Regions from separate parts of the Mus musculus genome. Here region 2 is linked to region 1. The links are chromatin loops, found by intact Hi-C in ENCODE. Cell type or tissue: heart. All regions are shown on one strand.

The links. Hi-C counts contacts between places; a loop is a spot of excess contacts. Peaks named below come from ENCODE experiments on the same cell type or tissue, not always from the same donor. Only the 100,000 strongest peaks of a DNase experiment are listed, where the experiment ranks them.
Region 2: it touches region 1 in a loop (2.0-fold over the local background); 25 of 42 quality-filtered maps call a loop at or near these places.

The regions. Positions count from the first base shown.
Region 1 is chr5:130,056,445-130,064,444 of GRCm38, reverse strand. Crcp (calcitonin gene-related peptide-receptor component protein) reads right to left here. Exons shown (of 6, transcript NM_007761.2): 6 at 3,658-4,740. The coding sequence ends at 4,591. Among named protein-coding and RNA genes, the nearest start is that of Tpst1, 19 kb to the left of the region's middle. In heart, no CTCF peak of the experiment used is centred here; DNase peaks (open chromatin) are centred at 494, 2,144, 4,244 and 4,654; H3K27ac peaks cover 1,607 bases.
Region 2 is chr5:130,117,873-130,125,872 of GRCm38, reverse strand. The region is part of intron 3 of Tpst1 (protein-tyrosine sulfotransferase 1); the gene reads right to left. Among named protein-coding and RNA genes, the nearest start is that of Kctd7, 23 kb to the left of the region's middle. In heart, no CTCF peak of the experiment used is centred here; a DNase peak (open chromatin) is centred at 4,762.

The DNA of each region.
Region 1 (8,000 bases):
ATTCTAAAAAGAAAACAAAAGGCTATGACATAGAACAGTGTCTGGGAGTGAGAAAGGGTCTTGACCCTCAAAGTTGTCTTCCATAGAGAGAGCCAGCCAAGGCACCACAGAGGAGCTGTAGCTTCAGGTGCCGCAGCTGATGAGACACGGAAGCTGGGTCTTTCTAGAGCAAGGAGTAGGTATGGACCTGAGCATCCACCATAGCTGAGTGCTGAACACTGTCCGTGGAGCCTGAGTGTCACCCCATCAGTTCCTAGTCTTGAGCGCTTCCAGCCCTGGGCCAATCAATCCACCAGCCTCAGGCCACTGTCCACCCTGAGCACAGGTTAGCAGCTCTGGGGATCTAGACACAGGTCAGCTTCTCCCATCGCAGTCCCTGAGATCTTGCCTTGCCAGGTTGGTTCTTGGCTCCAGGCTTGATCCGGATCCCTACTGGGACCTTGCCTACAGCTGCCAACTTCCTCCACAATAGTTCAGCCCCTGGCTTTCCTTCAGCAGTTCTTGCTTTGTGTGCCTTGCTCTAGCCCTGACTCTGTGGCCCCTCTATGACTCAGGACATTGGCTCCTTGCCCCAGGACCCCACCCTGACTATGCATGCCCTGACTCTCCCAGCTGAGGCCCTCACAGGGGTAGAATTGGAATATTTCACCTGGAGTGTCCCAGCTTTCCAGGTTCCCCTAGCCTGCCCTGCAGAACTTGGAACTTCTGATTCTGTAAATAAGACTGCCAACTCAACTATGACCCAAGACATGTTGGTGACTGATGAAGCTTTAAGCAGGAATAGCTATAGTTCTATCCAGGAACTGACTACAGAATGAAGAACAGACCCACCCAGTGCATCATAGCCTCCAGCCCCAGGATTGCCTGCGCTCAACCCTTGTGCTGGCTAACTTTATGTCAACTTAATACAACTAGACTCCTTTAAGAAGAGGGAATCTCAATTGAGAAAATGCCCCTATAATTTTTTTTCTATATGCAAGTCTGTAATGCAGTTTCTTAATTAATAATTGATGTGGGAGGGCCTAGCCCATCACTGAGTGGTGCTGTCTCTTGGCTGTTGGTCCTGGATACTAAAAAAATAAAAACTAGGTGAGTGTCTTAGCTAGGGTTTTATTGCTGTGAACAGATACCATGACCTTTTCAAGACAGGGTTTCTCTGTGTAGCCCTGGCTGTCCTGGAACTCTGTAGACCAGGCTGGCCTCGAACTCAGAAATCTGCCTGCCTCTGCTTCCCAAGTGCTGGGATTAAAGGCATGCATCTCCACTGCCCAGCCACCAAGGCAACTCTTATAAGGACAACATTTAAGGAGCTGGCTTACAGGTTCAGAGGTTCAGTCCATTATCACCAAGGTGGGAACATGGCAGCATCTAGGCAGACACGGTGCAGGAGGAACTGAGAGTTGTATATCTTCATCTGAAGGCTGATATCAGAATACTGGTTTCCAGGCAGCTAGGATGAGGTCTTAGAGCCCACACCCACAGTGACATACCCACTCCAACAAGGCCATACCTTCTAATAGTGCCATGTGCTTGGTCTAGCATATACAAACCATCACAGCGAGCAAACCAGGAGGGAGCAATCAATGAGTGTTCCTCCATGCCTCTGCATCTGTTCCTGCCTGACTTCCTCACTGATGGTCTATAACCTGCAAGTTTATAAGTTGCTTTGGCCATATTGGTGTTTGGTCACAGCAATAGAAACCCTAATGAAAACAACCCCTTTCATTTGCTTTCAAAAGTATTCAGGAACCCAAAAGGGAAATCAGAAAAGGGATGGGTACCAGGCAGAGAAGCAAGCTTGGTAATAGATAGGCCTGACAGTCCAGCCTGTGGGGTCTACATCTGGAGCAGACAGTAGTCCCAGAGTGTATGCCCCCTTTTCTGCAGCTCGCTGGCTTTGAGTCCTCAAGCCATTCTTTCTCGATATCAGCTTCAGTGCTTCCATATACGACTCAGGGACAATGCACATGAGCCACTAAGCACTGCTTCTCCATACTGGAGACTTTTGTAGCCAAAGCGTGACAAAACAATATATGGAAGGATAGGCCTATCTTGGCACTGGTTCCAGAAAGGTCCGTGTGCAGCTGCTGGGCTGGCTGTTTCTGGGCCTAGGGTCAGGCATAGCATTGTAGTGGTGAGAGTTTGGGTAGCAAACAGGAAGCAAAGGGGAAAAAAATGACAGGAAGAGGACAGGCCAAACAGCCACCAAGCTTTGTCCCTTGTGGCCTACTTCCTCCCAGGGGAGTTTTAATATGCCCCAACAACCCATTCACATCTAACCCATCAAGGGATTAGGCCTAGCTCAGGCTTTGTGATCTCTCTGGAAACACTCTCACAGAAACACCCAGAGCTGTGATTCTCTAAACTTCCAGATCTTTCTCCATCCCAACAAGCTGACTATCAAGTTAATCCTTAGCTGGGGATAGGGGTGCATTCCTTTAATCCCAGGACTAGAGAGGCAAAAATAAAACAGACAGACACACAAGCAAAAAGATTAATCATCGCTGGGGCTGTAGCGTGACCCAGTGGGTACGGTGTGTTGAATATCTGCCATCATTCGGAGGTCTCGGAGTTCTGAACATCTGGCCCCAGTGGTGGTGCTCTTTGGGGAGGTGCAGCCTTGGTGGAAGTATGTCACTGGAAACAAGCTTTGAAAGTTAAAGATACCATGCCATTTCTTGTTTGCTCTCTCTGCTTCATGCTTGTGGTTCAAGATGTGAGCCCTCAGATTCCTCCTGCTCCTGCTCCTGTGCCTGGGCTCTGCCAACATGGTCTCTTAAACCTCTGGAGCCATAAGGCAAAATAAACTCTCCCTAAGTTGCCTTTACCTCAGCAGCAGAAAAAGAAGCAATAGCATGGGTAAAGGTGTTTGCTGCCCACGCCTGATGACCCGGATCTCAGACTGAATGGAAAGAACTGACTCCCAAAGGACATCCTCTGACCTTCACATGTGGCCATGGTATGCGAATATCCACATGTACATGTGCATGCGCGCGCGCAGGCACACACACACACAAACAGTAATACAATTCTAAAATTAAAGAATAAGGGGGGCTGGTGAGATGGCTCAGTGGGTAAGAGCACCCGACTGCTCTTCCAAAGGTCTGGAGTTCAAATCCCAGCAACCACATGGTGGCTAACAACCATCCGTGACGAGATCTGACTCCCTCTTCTGGAGTGTCTGAAGGCAGCTACAGTGTACTTACATATAATAAATAAATAAATCTTTAAAAAAAAAAAAAAGAAAGAATAAGTATTTCAACCTAAAAAAAAGGCTGGTACTCAAAGGTTGGCAGGCAGTCCAGTGTGGTGGCAGACACAGGAGGCTGAAGCAGGAGGATGCCTCAAGTCTAGAGTCTGAGCAACAAAGTATGATCCTATCAGGACTTGGAGAGATGCTTCAGTGCAAAGCACCAAGTAAACTGCCCAGCCCTTGGGGCAGTTTACAATCCCTGTAGCTCCAGCTTCAGGGGATTCAACTGCCATGCTGTTCTGTCCTATAGCAGCACTGCATTCACACATACACACACACACACACACACACACACACACACACACACAAAATGCTTTAAAAAGAGATCTCAAAACGCCCAAAAGGAACTTCCTCCCTCCCTTCCCTACAACACACAAACATACCAGGTATGGTGGCACATGCTGTTTTTTGTTGGTTTATTTTTATTTTTATGAGACAGGGTCTGTGTGGCGCTGGCTGGCATGGAACTTGCTTTGTGGACCAGGCTGGCCTCCGCCTCCTAAGTGAGTGACATACACTTTGAATCCAAGCATTAAGGAGGCTGAGGCAGAAGAATCATAAGATGTCTGATGAGGACAGACAGAAGGGACCGCATAATAAGTTCAAGGTCAATGTGGGCTGCAAGAGACTCTGAAAACAAACGCTTCTCGTGTTTTGTAATATGCTAGCCTATGCTACCTGGGTACTCTGGCAACAAGAGGGCCATATCCAGATGCCCTTTGACCTTGGACCGGAACCAGGAGTCAAGATAAGCCTCTTTTTCTTGTCACTCACCCAGGCTATAGAGTTGTGGGTTTTGCCACAGAAATTGGACTAATTTCTTTGTATGTGTGTGACATGCATGCACATTAGGTGTGTACACCAGGCTAGGCTCAGATTGGAGTTTTCTCTTATCTCCTATTCCGCCAAGGACATTCCTCTACAGTGAGCTAAGCTCTGGGTCATTTCCCCTAGAGCAGCTGTGTGCAGCTCTGAGAGCTGGTGACCATCTGAGTCCGTTCTCCCAGCTCCATTCTACCCAGCAGTGCCTGACATTGCCTACAACAGTCATCAAAGCGCCTGACGAGCTCCCACTGTGTGCATGTGCGGCACAGGCCACACAAGCCTTTCTACCCCAGACAGCTGCAGTCCTGCTCCCCCATCTTAGCCCCTGCCCTGCTCTGACCCCAAAGCACAAAGATTTCTTTTCATCTTATTTTTGTGATTTTTTTCCCCCAACAAATCCTGAGATCAGGCATACTGAGAGAGGGGGTCAGGCCAAATAAAGAGTTCTCTGAACATCCAGGAAATGGCTGCTGCAGCTTTGAGCTTCACGAACAACTTGGCCAGCTGCACATCTATGCTGGCTCCTCCTCTTCCATAGCCACGTCATTGCTAGTGCTTTTGCTCTGTTCATCCTCTGGACCTGCAGGCAGAATGCTAGTGACAGTGTGCAGGAGGGCTTCGATCTGCTCCTCTGTGAGCCGTTCTTCACTCTCTTCTACCATCTACAAGGGAAAGGAAGCCTGTCAGGAGTTAGGAAGTGAGTCTCCCATCACAGCCCACCCGGGCCATGCAGTCCACAGCGCCAGCCCAGCACTTGGTCCTGAGCCAGCCAGGGCCTCATCTAAGATCCACAGTAGGATGACACCAGGCCAAATCCCAGACCAAGCCAGAGCAGGCACACAAAAAAGCAGATTGTCTGTCCATCCGTCCATCTATCTGTCCCTCCCTCCCTCCCCCACCCCCTCTGGAGATTGGTAGTCCTGGCTGTCCTGGAACTCACTATGTAGAGCAGGCTGGTCCAACACACAAAAATCTGCCTGCCTCTGTGTCCTCAGCGCTGGAATTAGGGTTATGTACCAACACCACGCCCAGCTTGGTTTTTTTTTTTTAATTAAGGAAAATCCTAACCTATTTCCATTCCCATCCATCCATGAATATGTTGGATGTGCAAAGAAATTCACCTTTAGGGGGTGGCAGGGCCCTAGATAAACTCGTGGACTTCACAACAAGCACCTCTGTCACTGGAGTGGTGTCGCCCAATCACTTGACGCTGCTTTCCTGAGCAGCACGGTCTCTATCCCCGGCCGATGCACAGATTCTACCTTGCCTTAGTTCTCCTTACCCTGCCACTCACCAGAACTCTGTAGGGGCCTCCTGTGGGACTGTAGGCACACTAGGAATTTTACAAGCATGACATCTTACAACTTTCACTACAATCCTAGCAAGAGGCATTCCCAGGCGGAAAGCCTCCCAGCTAACACATGCCACATTGTTTGGATCTTAAACGCCCCTCAAATGCTGTGTGTGGAAGGTTTGGTCCCCAGCCTATGGCACTACTGGGAGACGGAAGACCTGTTAATAGGTGGGGCTTAGAGGAGGATTCAGATACGGGGGTGCTGGAACCCTGGTCTTTTTTCCCTTTGCTCCTAGTTTCTCAAGATGAACAGTTCATAGCATGATCATTGTCACAGGCCCACAGCAACAGGCCATGTGTACTTGGACTGAGTCTGAAACCATGAGGCAAAATAAACCTTTCTTCTTTGTAAGCTGATTGTCTCAGGTATGTTGTTAGAGCAAGAGAGAGCCAGCTAACACATAGTCCCACTTGTCTCCGAAGAATCCAGAACAGGAGTCTGACGAGTAGGAAAAGAGAAGCTGAAGAGAAGACAGCTCAGTGCTTAAGAGCACTGGTTGCTGTTGCAGAGGACCTGGGTGGGGTTCCCAGAACCAATAACAGCTCCTAACCACCTGCAACTCCAGTTCCAAGGAATCCAACAGCCTCCTCTGGCCTCTGCAGGCCACATGTACACTCATGCAGACACACACACAAGACACAGGTACACATACACATAAATAGAAAATACTCTTTATAATTTTTAATTTATTTGTATTTTAATTAATTAACTTATTTAATTTTATTTTAATTTATGTGTATGAGCATTTTGCCTACATGTGTACTACTTGTGTGTCTGATGCCTCCTAAGACCAGAAGAGCATATCAGATTCCTTACAACTGAAGTTAAAGATAGTTGTGAGCCACATGAGTGCTGGGAAAGCATGAGTGCCGGCACTCTAGCAACTGAGCTACATCTTTAGCCCAAGTAAAACCTCTTCACTGAACGAGAGCCAATTTTTAGAAGGAATGGCTGGAAGGGGCAGCAGGAGACCAAGTCCCAAGGGGACCATCCCTCCTGGCACACCCCCATTCCTTTGTGTCCCCCCACAGACATGCTATCTACCAGGGACCCCACAGCCACTACACTTGGCTAGGTCAAAGACTAGAGCAACGGTAACTAAGAACAGAACACCCACAAGACAAAGGCAAGACCCAATATCTACACCAAGAAGCATCGGCAGCGACATGACTCCATATACATGAACAACCAAGACAATGTGCCTCCTCCCGAAGGCAGCAACAGGTCTAGGGAAAGCAATGTCACTGAAGCACAAGACAAAGACTTCAGAACAAGGATAAATATGTTCAAGGCCCTTAAAGAGGATGTGAATTAATGTCTTAGTGAAGACCGTGAGAACACCCAGGTGACTGAAGTAATGACAACAATGTGGGATGTGGAAGTGGAATTTAATAAACAGATCCCTAGAGAGAAGCCAGACTCAAATAAAACCCAAAGCAAAAACTCAGGAAGTAAGCTGGGCGTGGTGGTGCACGCCTTTAATCCCAGCACTCGGGAGGCAGAGGCAGGTGGATTTCTGAGTTCGAGGCCACCCTGGTCTACAGAGTGAGTTCCAGGACAGCCAGGGCTACACAGAGAAACCCTGTCTCAAAAACCCAAAAAGACATGGAGACAGAGTTTCAGGTTTTGAAGACAAGATAAAAGAAATGGGTAGCTCAATCAAAAAAGTTAAATCTAAAAAAATTTTTAATTTAAAATCTAGGCATTAAACATCCAGGAAATCTGGAACATTATGAAACCCAAAATCTACAAATAATAAGTATAAAGGCCCAGAAAATTATTTTAACAAAATTATAGAAGAAAAATTCCCCAGTCTAAAGAAAGAGACACCTATCAGGTACAAAAGGCATACAGAACAAAGAAAGGATATTGAAAGCTGTGAGGGAAAAGACCAAGTTCCATATAAGGGCAAACCCATAAGAACGTCCCATTCCATATTTCAAGTTGTATTACAGTTATAACAATAAAAACAGGCTGGGGACATGGCTCAGCGGTTAAGAGCACTGGTTGCTCTTCCAGAGGTCCTGAGTTCAATTCCCAGCAACCACATGGTGGCTCCCAACCATCTATAATAAGATCTGGTGCCCTGTTCTGGCATGGAGGCAGAACACTGTATACATAATAAATCTTTTTTTAAAAAACGAACAAACAAACAAACAAACAAACAACACTGTGATTCAGAAGTATATCTTTAAAAAACATGTCAAAAGAAAGTATGTCTTTAAAAAAACCAGCATGGTATTGACATAAAAACATACATGCTCATCAATGACACTGAACTGAAGATGCAGACATAATTCCAAATATCAACAGACACCTGGTTTTTGACAAACAAGCCAAAAATATACACTTCATTTTCAACAAATGGCTCTGGTCAAACTGGAGAGTTGCATGTAGAAGAATGAAAATAGATCCATACCTACCACCTTGCACAAAACTCAGCTCTACATGGGATCAGTTACAGACCTCAACATAAGACCAGATACCCTTGCAGGGCAGTGGTGGCGCACACCTTTAATCCCAGCACTTGGGAGGCAGAGATAAGCAGCTGTTAGTTTGAGGCCAGC
Region 2 (8,000 bases), 61 kb before region 1:
GAGCAAAGCATCCACACATTAAAAAAAAAAAAAAGAAAGAAAGAAAAGAAAAAGAATCCCATGAGGGGGCTGGAGAGATGGCTCAGCAGTTAAGAGTTCGTGCTGTTCTTCTGAGTTCAGTCTCCAGGGGATCCACACCCTCTTCTAGCCGCTGTGGGCACCCCAGCCCCAACCCACAAACACAGGTAAAATCTTTCTTCTTCTCCTCCTCTTCCTTCTTTTCTTATTTTTATTTTTTTAAAGAACTACTTATTTTATGTATATGAGTACACTGTCCCTGTCTTCAGACGCACCAGAAGAGGGCATCAGATCCCATTACAGATGGTTGTGAGCCACCATGTGGTTGCTGGGAATTGAACTCAGGACCTTTGGAAGAACAGTCAGTGCTCTTAACCGCTGAGCCATCTCTCCAGCCCCATGGAAAATCTTCTAAGGAAGAAAATAAAACAATAACTTAAAACAAATGTTTGTGCCCTGATGCCTCCTCCTTGAGGCAGAGAGAGAGAGAGAGAGAGAGAAAGAGAGAGAGAGAGAATGAATGAATGAATGAATGAATGAATGAATGAATGAGAGAATATATCATTTGTGAAGGCACGGAACACAGAAGGCAAAGAATAACTATATTATGTAACAGAGAATAAACATATAAATATTTTAGGCTTTGTGGGGCCACAGAATCTCTGTCCCAGTGTCCAACTCTGTCCTTGTAGGGCACAAGCAGCCTTACAGAACATTCCAATGAAACATGCTCTGGTAACAACTGGTCCACATGATTACCTGTAAGTAATGACCTCCAACCTCTTTAACCTAAAAAATAAATAAACAACAACAACAAAAAAAACCCAAAACCTTACAGCGAGAAAGCTTTATGCAACAGCCAGCAATAAATCACTAAATGCTGGTGCTCAGGTTCTGCACCTGGAACTAAACACCTTAGATAAAGTGTCGCTTCTAGGTGTAGTTTTTTTTTCAACATACAGGTACTGTGTTGTACTTTATGCTTACTTTGCAGTACTTTGGATAGAACCCAGGGCTTGGCATATTCAGACAGGTACTACATACATCACTTGCTACAGCCCAACCCCATATTTTTAACTGCAAAGGCCAAAGATTGGTCTCACAGTCTCTTCACATCCAAGGCCATAAATTCAAATTTTGCTGGAGGTTAGAATAACCTTTATTCTTCACCCTTCTTTCTCTAAACTCACTACTACAATTCCTGCTTTTTTTCCCTCCACTTATACATAATTCTGTGTAGACTGGGTTAGTTTTCATTTCCGTCCCTGACAGACTCTCACCAACAGTCCGTGCTCTGCCTGCCGCTCATCAGGAATAGAATTCATTGTTTTTACTGCTTTTTCTCTTGAGGAATTATGACTTGGTGTTTTCACAGGCAGAGAAAACACAATGGCAGCCAGCAATGACAGTACGGGAAGGAAGGCAGCTTTGAAGCTCACATTCCTGGTCCCTCTGGGCTTGTATGACCCAGAAGAGGCTCATTATCTCCAAAACAGAAATGCTAACAGCTGCTAACATGCGTGTTTACATGTTCTCATCTGACTTCAAGCTTTCTGGTGGTGTACATATCAAATTGGGTTCTTAGAAAGCTCAACAGTCTTGTCCTGTCTGGAAACAACGAGGAAAATGATCATGCTTCCTATAAAATGGAGATAAATGAATTAATCAGCACAGGAATACAAAAAATCTACTCCCACAATGTCTTTAATACAAATTCAAAGTTTTAGTGCCCTAACTGCTGGATGAAGATGAGTCAAACTGTGCTTCAATCAGGACGATAAGCTACTGTTACACAGAGAAATTTTCCTGTCACAGAATGAACTATCAATACACAAAATTCAGCAGTAAGACTTTGAATTGGGGCCCAGGATGGTGGGACATGCTTTTAATCCCAGAACTTAAGAGGCAGAAAGAGAGGAAAAGCTGAGAGTTTGGGGCAAACTTGGCCTACATACTTTGTTGCTTGTTTTCATTCTATGTGTATGTGTGATTTGCCTGCATGTATATCTGTGTAGGACACTCTGTAGGTCCCATGGAGTCTGGAAGAGATCCTCCCTGGAACTGGAGTGAGTAACAGGCGGTTGTAAGTTACCATGTGGTTGCTGGGAATTGAACCTGGGTCGTCTGGACGAGCAGCCAGCGCTCTTAGCTGTGAAACCATCTCTCCAGCTCCCAGGATAAGGTTCTGAAGACTACGGCTCAAGATCAGTGTGCTGGACCGTGTTTATCAAGGATGACAGCAGCGTTACTCTAACTGTTGAGTGCTCCAGAGTACCAGCCAGTGCCACATGGAGACCGGTATCCTGGCCCAGCTCCCCAGCGCTCTGTGAAGAGGCTAGGGATACATATGACTACATATATGTACACATAAAACTAAGTCCATTTGGTGTTACTTGTATGTACATGTGTTTAAGACTGACCACTTGGGACTGGATAAAGTAACCAGGGGCCCGACCATGGAGAAAATTCCAGTCGTAAGGGATCAGAGTCCTGAACTCTATACACATGTGGTACACAGACACACAAGCAGGCAAGACACTCACATACACATTTTGTAAAAAAAATAAAAAGAAAAGAAAAATTATAAGAGGCAGTGGGTGGGGCATGGTGGCACTCATTACGATCCCAGTCCTCAGAGGGTTGAGACAGTAGGATTGTAAGTTTGAAGCTAGCCTGGGTTTATAGTGAGTTCCTGCACAATTAAGTCTGTACACCCAGATCATGTGTTGAAAACTGAAAATTAATAAATGTAAGGGAACCAGAGGCTAAGGGACATGATACATACACTCTACTCTCAAAAGCTAGTAAAAACATTAATTGTACAGTGACAGTGACAAACCACTGCCACGTATGTCGTTTCTAACATTTATTATTCCCAGTGAGAGAGCTGCAGCCAGGACTATTCTGGTTCGCTGACAGCTCCTCCCTGGTCCTCCCTCCTCCTTTTCTTTTTACCTTGATACCAAGGTCCTTGGAATGTAAAACACAACCCCAGTCTCTCTAGGTCCTGCTATCTTCTCACAGGACTCCTTAGAATCAGTGAGAGCTCGTCCTTGTCAGGTCAAAGCCAGCGTGAAAGCTTTCCATCACCCTGGTCTCTCCTTTGGAGGCATCTATTATTCACTGGACAGTCCTCCATTTTGTTCCTCCTGTGTGAATTTTCTATAATTGCCACCTTCACCTCTGATCTTAAAAAAATTAGTTGCTTTGTTTATATGGCTGTGTATCAGATGTGTATGTGGTACCTGCCAAGTCCAGATGAAGGTTTCAGATCCTGTAGATCTGGGGTTGCAGGTGGTTGTGAGCCACCATGTGGGTGTGGGGAACTGAATCCAGGTCCTGAAAGCGCAGCCAGTGATCTGAACTTCTGAGTCATCTCTCCAGTCCCCTCATTTCTAGCCTTTAGCTGTGCATCCTGGAGGAGCATCTCCAATGTGCCTGCATCCCTCACTTGAACATTTAAACGGTTTCTGTTCTGTCCTTTAGGGTTTTCTAGGGCTGGCCTGGCCTTGAGTTGCCAGCCTTTTAGGCAGGGTAGCCCCTCTGCTTTGGATGAGAGGAGCAATAAAGATAGGTCAGTCTTGCTCTGTCTCCCCACTTTAGAAGCCATATCTGAGCTTAAGGAGCTATGTGTCTTGGTCATAAGCTTAGTGTAAATATTTCTCATCCTTCAGCATAGAGTTTTCATGTCTTCATTTTATAGTGTCTTTGTAAAAGAGTATGATTAGAGATCAAAACAAAACAAAAGAAAACAACTACCAACTCTGAGTGCCCTGGCACCCACTATATAGTCTAGGTTGTAGTCTTTGGACTCAGAACAGCCTTCTACCTCAGTCTTGGGATTTTCATACTAACCCATGAACAAATGGGGTTTCTAACACCTTTAATCCCCTTAAAACACAGTGCAGGGGCTAAAGAGATGGCTCAGTGGTTAGGAGCATTTTTGCTCTAGCATAGGACCTGGGTGTGGCTCTCAGCGCCCATGGTGGCTCACAACCAGCCATCACTGCAGTTCCAGGAGATCCAGGGGATCCACCTTCTTATGCAGATACTTTTGCAGATACCAGGCATGCATGTGGGATACAGACATAGTTACATGCAAGCAGGCAAAACACTCATACACACAGACTTAAATAAACACATCTAAAACCAAACAAATATAAAACCACAGTGGAGCTGATGGGTGTCCGAGAGCATGCCTGTAACTCCAGTACTGAGAGGCAGAGGCAGGAGGATCAGTTAGTTCCAGCCAGCCTGGGCTTCATGAGACCCTGGTTTCAAAAACAAACAATAACAATAAAAACAAAACAATCCCAAACACCCCCACCAGCCCCCCACCCCACCCCATCCCCACCCCCTACCAACAGTGGAAGCTGGTGGCAGTACGAGCCCTGGGCTGGTCCCTGTGTTCCGCAGGGGGAGGACTAAGTAAACCTGGCTGTTCCGTAGTACAAGCACGCTGAGTCCACACAGCCAGCACCTTATCCCAAACCTGCTGTTCCCCTCCATGTCAACATTCCCAAGGATGAGGCAGGAGGATCTCTGTGAGTTAGGTCAGCCTTATCTATGTAACAAGTTCAAAGGCAGCCAGTGCTACACAGAGAGACTGCCTCAAACAACAATAGCAGAAAGGATGTGGAAGGTCACTAGCGTATAAACACATCTCTCGGCAGGCAGCTGGACTGCAGGGGTGTGTGTGTGTGTGTGTGTGTGTGTGTGTGTGTGTGTGCGCTCGCGCAGAGGATGACTGGAGCAGGGCTGGGGGCAGGGCAGCAGCAGGCAGCTGACTTCCAGAGACCAGACGATGAATTCAACTTTAGTCCAGCTAGGTCCCAGAGGCATTACTAATACAAATCAAGGAAATCAGTCCTTTATCTAGATACATAGCACATGTGCTGTGGGGATGTGGGAACTAGGCTAAAGGTCAGTATCTCCCTTAATTCACTTAACTCCAAGAGGAAAACCAAAATTAAAAGCTGGTGTTCAACCGCAGAGAAGCTCACTCTAAGACCTGAATGATTGATCATTCCAGCTAAATGAAGGAGGAAAAAAATGTGTTTATTTCACTTCCGACTGTAGTGTGTGTGTTTTTATATACATGCTTACATGAGTGTGTTCATGTGTGCATGCACAAAGAGGCCAGTGGTCAATGACGAGTGTTTTCCCCCACTAACTGAGACAATCCCACTGACCTCATTGCTCACCAATTCAGCTAAACTAGCGGGTCAGGACTCCTCCGTTCTCTATCTGTGTAGCACTGGGTTACTGGGTCATGCCACAGTGCCTGGTCTTCACGAACCGAGTCACCACTCCAGCCCCATAGCTCTGCCTTCATACAAACGGCCCAGCATGGCCACGAACATCTAAGCCACGAGGACATGCAAATAAATACAATCCATAATTAAAGGGTCAACAGAGGCTCATGGGTGACGACACTGAAGGTGAGGCTATCTCTGAAGTACTGGCATGGGACAGAAAGACAGACACTTAAGCAGGCATGGGAAGGGAAAGGCCCCTCGCTCAGAAGTCTGTCTGAAGCCTCTCACAAGCTAAGAACCAAAAATTCCGAAACAGGTGGCCCACGCCTTTAGTGCCAGCACTCAGGAGGCAGAGGCAGGCAGATCTGTTATTTCATGGCCAGCCTGATCTACAGAGTGAGTTGTAGGACAATCAAGTGTACACATGGAAATCCTGTCTCAAAAACCAAAAACCAAAACAACCAACCAAACAAACAAAAATCCCAAACAGTGAACAACATGTGCTGTGAGGTTGCTGTCCAGAAGACAGTGAGATTTCCAGTAAGAATGTCTGTCACAGCAGCGATCATGTGTAACTCCTGAGAAAATATGGCCCTGAGGGGAGCTCTACTCCTCTCCCAGATGAAACCATCTCCCAAGCAAAACTATTTAGTTTACTGTAGAACTATCTCACTTCTCTGATCCGGGACAGATTTCCTACTCAGCTGTAGTCCTGTGCAGTGCACAGCAGGAAACACCCTAGCATCTCATCTGAACCCCTCAGCCTCCTTTGAGGAGAAAAATTCAGAACCTTCCAAAATGATATACATATATATATATAGCAACAAAAAGACAGCGAGGCAAGCATCCCCCAGGAAACGCACGCCAGTGTGTCCTACACCGACCTTCCCCTGAGCGTCTGTATTTCTAAACCTAAGTTAATCTCAAATCAATGCCAAATTCTTCTCATAAGAAACTCCAAATCCACTCCACACCAGCACCGAGGGAGGACAACACCCCAGGGTTCAACTGAGCAGAGAACTTGGAAGACAGACCCTTCAGGCAACAGAGCAGAGATGTTTCTGGCCAGTGTCACTGACACACTGAAGAACACAGAAAGACAAGCACAATGAAGAGATGGAAAGTTCCAGAAGAGAAACGGAAATCTAAGAACTGGAAAGCACATTGTCTGAAATGCAAATGTCACTGGGTGGCAAATTACTCATAAGAAAAAGGGATCAGTGAATTAAAGAATAAATCCATTTAGTTATAAACTAATAAAGAGCCAGAGTGGGGGTAGGCGATGGTTTAGTAGATAAAGCACTGTCAGGCAGAGAATGAGGGTCCACAGCACTGCTGGGGGGCTCTGCTGACTCCTCTGCACTCCCAGGGAGGGGCTGAGAGTGAAAATGAGGGACTCCCCAGAGCAAACTGGCTAAGTCTTATCTGTGAGTTCTGGGTTCAATAGAGAGACCCCACCTCAAAGAATAATGTGCCGAGTGACTGAGGAAGATGTCTGAAGTCACCCTCTGGCCTACATGCCCCACCCCACTCCCACACCCCCACACCCACGCAGATACACACACACCACGCACACACACAGAGCCAGGCATGGTGGTGTGTATGCATCTCTACCAACACAAAGTAAATGCATGCCATTAAAAAGTTCTCAAAGACAGACATTTTCTCTTAAAAACCAAACTAAGAGAATTAGTAGCTAGCAGACCCTAATAAGGCAGGCATCTGGCTGAAAAGAAAAGATGCTGGAAAGAAATCTGTATGGAGAAAAACAGTACCCATGTGGCCTACAATGCATAAAATATTTAATAGCTGTCTGTTTACAGGAAAAAATGTGCAGCCCTTGTTCTGGAGCAATAATAGACAAACACAAAGCATAGCAAAAATGAGCCGATAATTGCCACACTGGATAAAAGACTAAAAAATAATAATACTAGATTAATCCCAAAGAAACCAGGAAAATAAAGGAGTAAAGACAGACTGTGCAAAATTAAGAACTGCACACTCGATGGCAGGCTTCAGCCCAAGCACATGAGTATTTACAAAGCATGTAAGAAACTAAACATCTCATCTAAAGTGAAGGGACTGTCACACTACGGTAACTACAATACTATCACTTCATCACGTTAGATATACAGACAGATTAAACATTACAGGATGCGGAAAACAAACCGAGCATGCGCTCTGCTTATCAGACAAGGCCAACCTCTAGGAAAGAATGTCAGAGCTGGCGCTCCTCATAGTAAGAGTTACTTCTTCAACCACTGACGGCTTAGCCTCTCAGTGATGCACACTCAGAATGCATGAGGCAGGCCTGACATCGAAAGCAGAGAGGCCACTGCCACAGGCCTCTTCTCAGAGTTTATAAATCAACTAAGAATGACCAGACAGAACAATATGGTAACAGTTACAGAAGCTCATAACTGCACGACAGTTTTCCATATGAACACAAGGCTGGCCACATGCTGGCCACAAAGCAATTTCCAAACATATTTAAAGAATTGTAGCCACAGTCTGTGTGTGTTCTCCGACCACAGAACAATCACATCAAAAACCCGGATCCAAAGAAAACAAAATCCCCAAATACTTAAAAAAGCAAATGCTGTTCGAAGAAATCTAGACTATATCCCATGCTAAGAATAGACCTACTTAAGAATGTTTTTAAAGATTTACTTTAATTTTGTGCGTGCACGTGTGTGTGTGTGAGAAATGGTTTCAGGTGCCTGC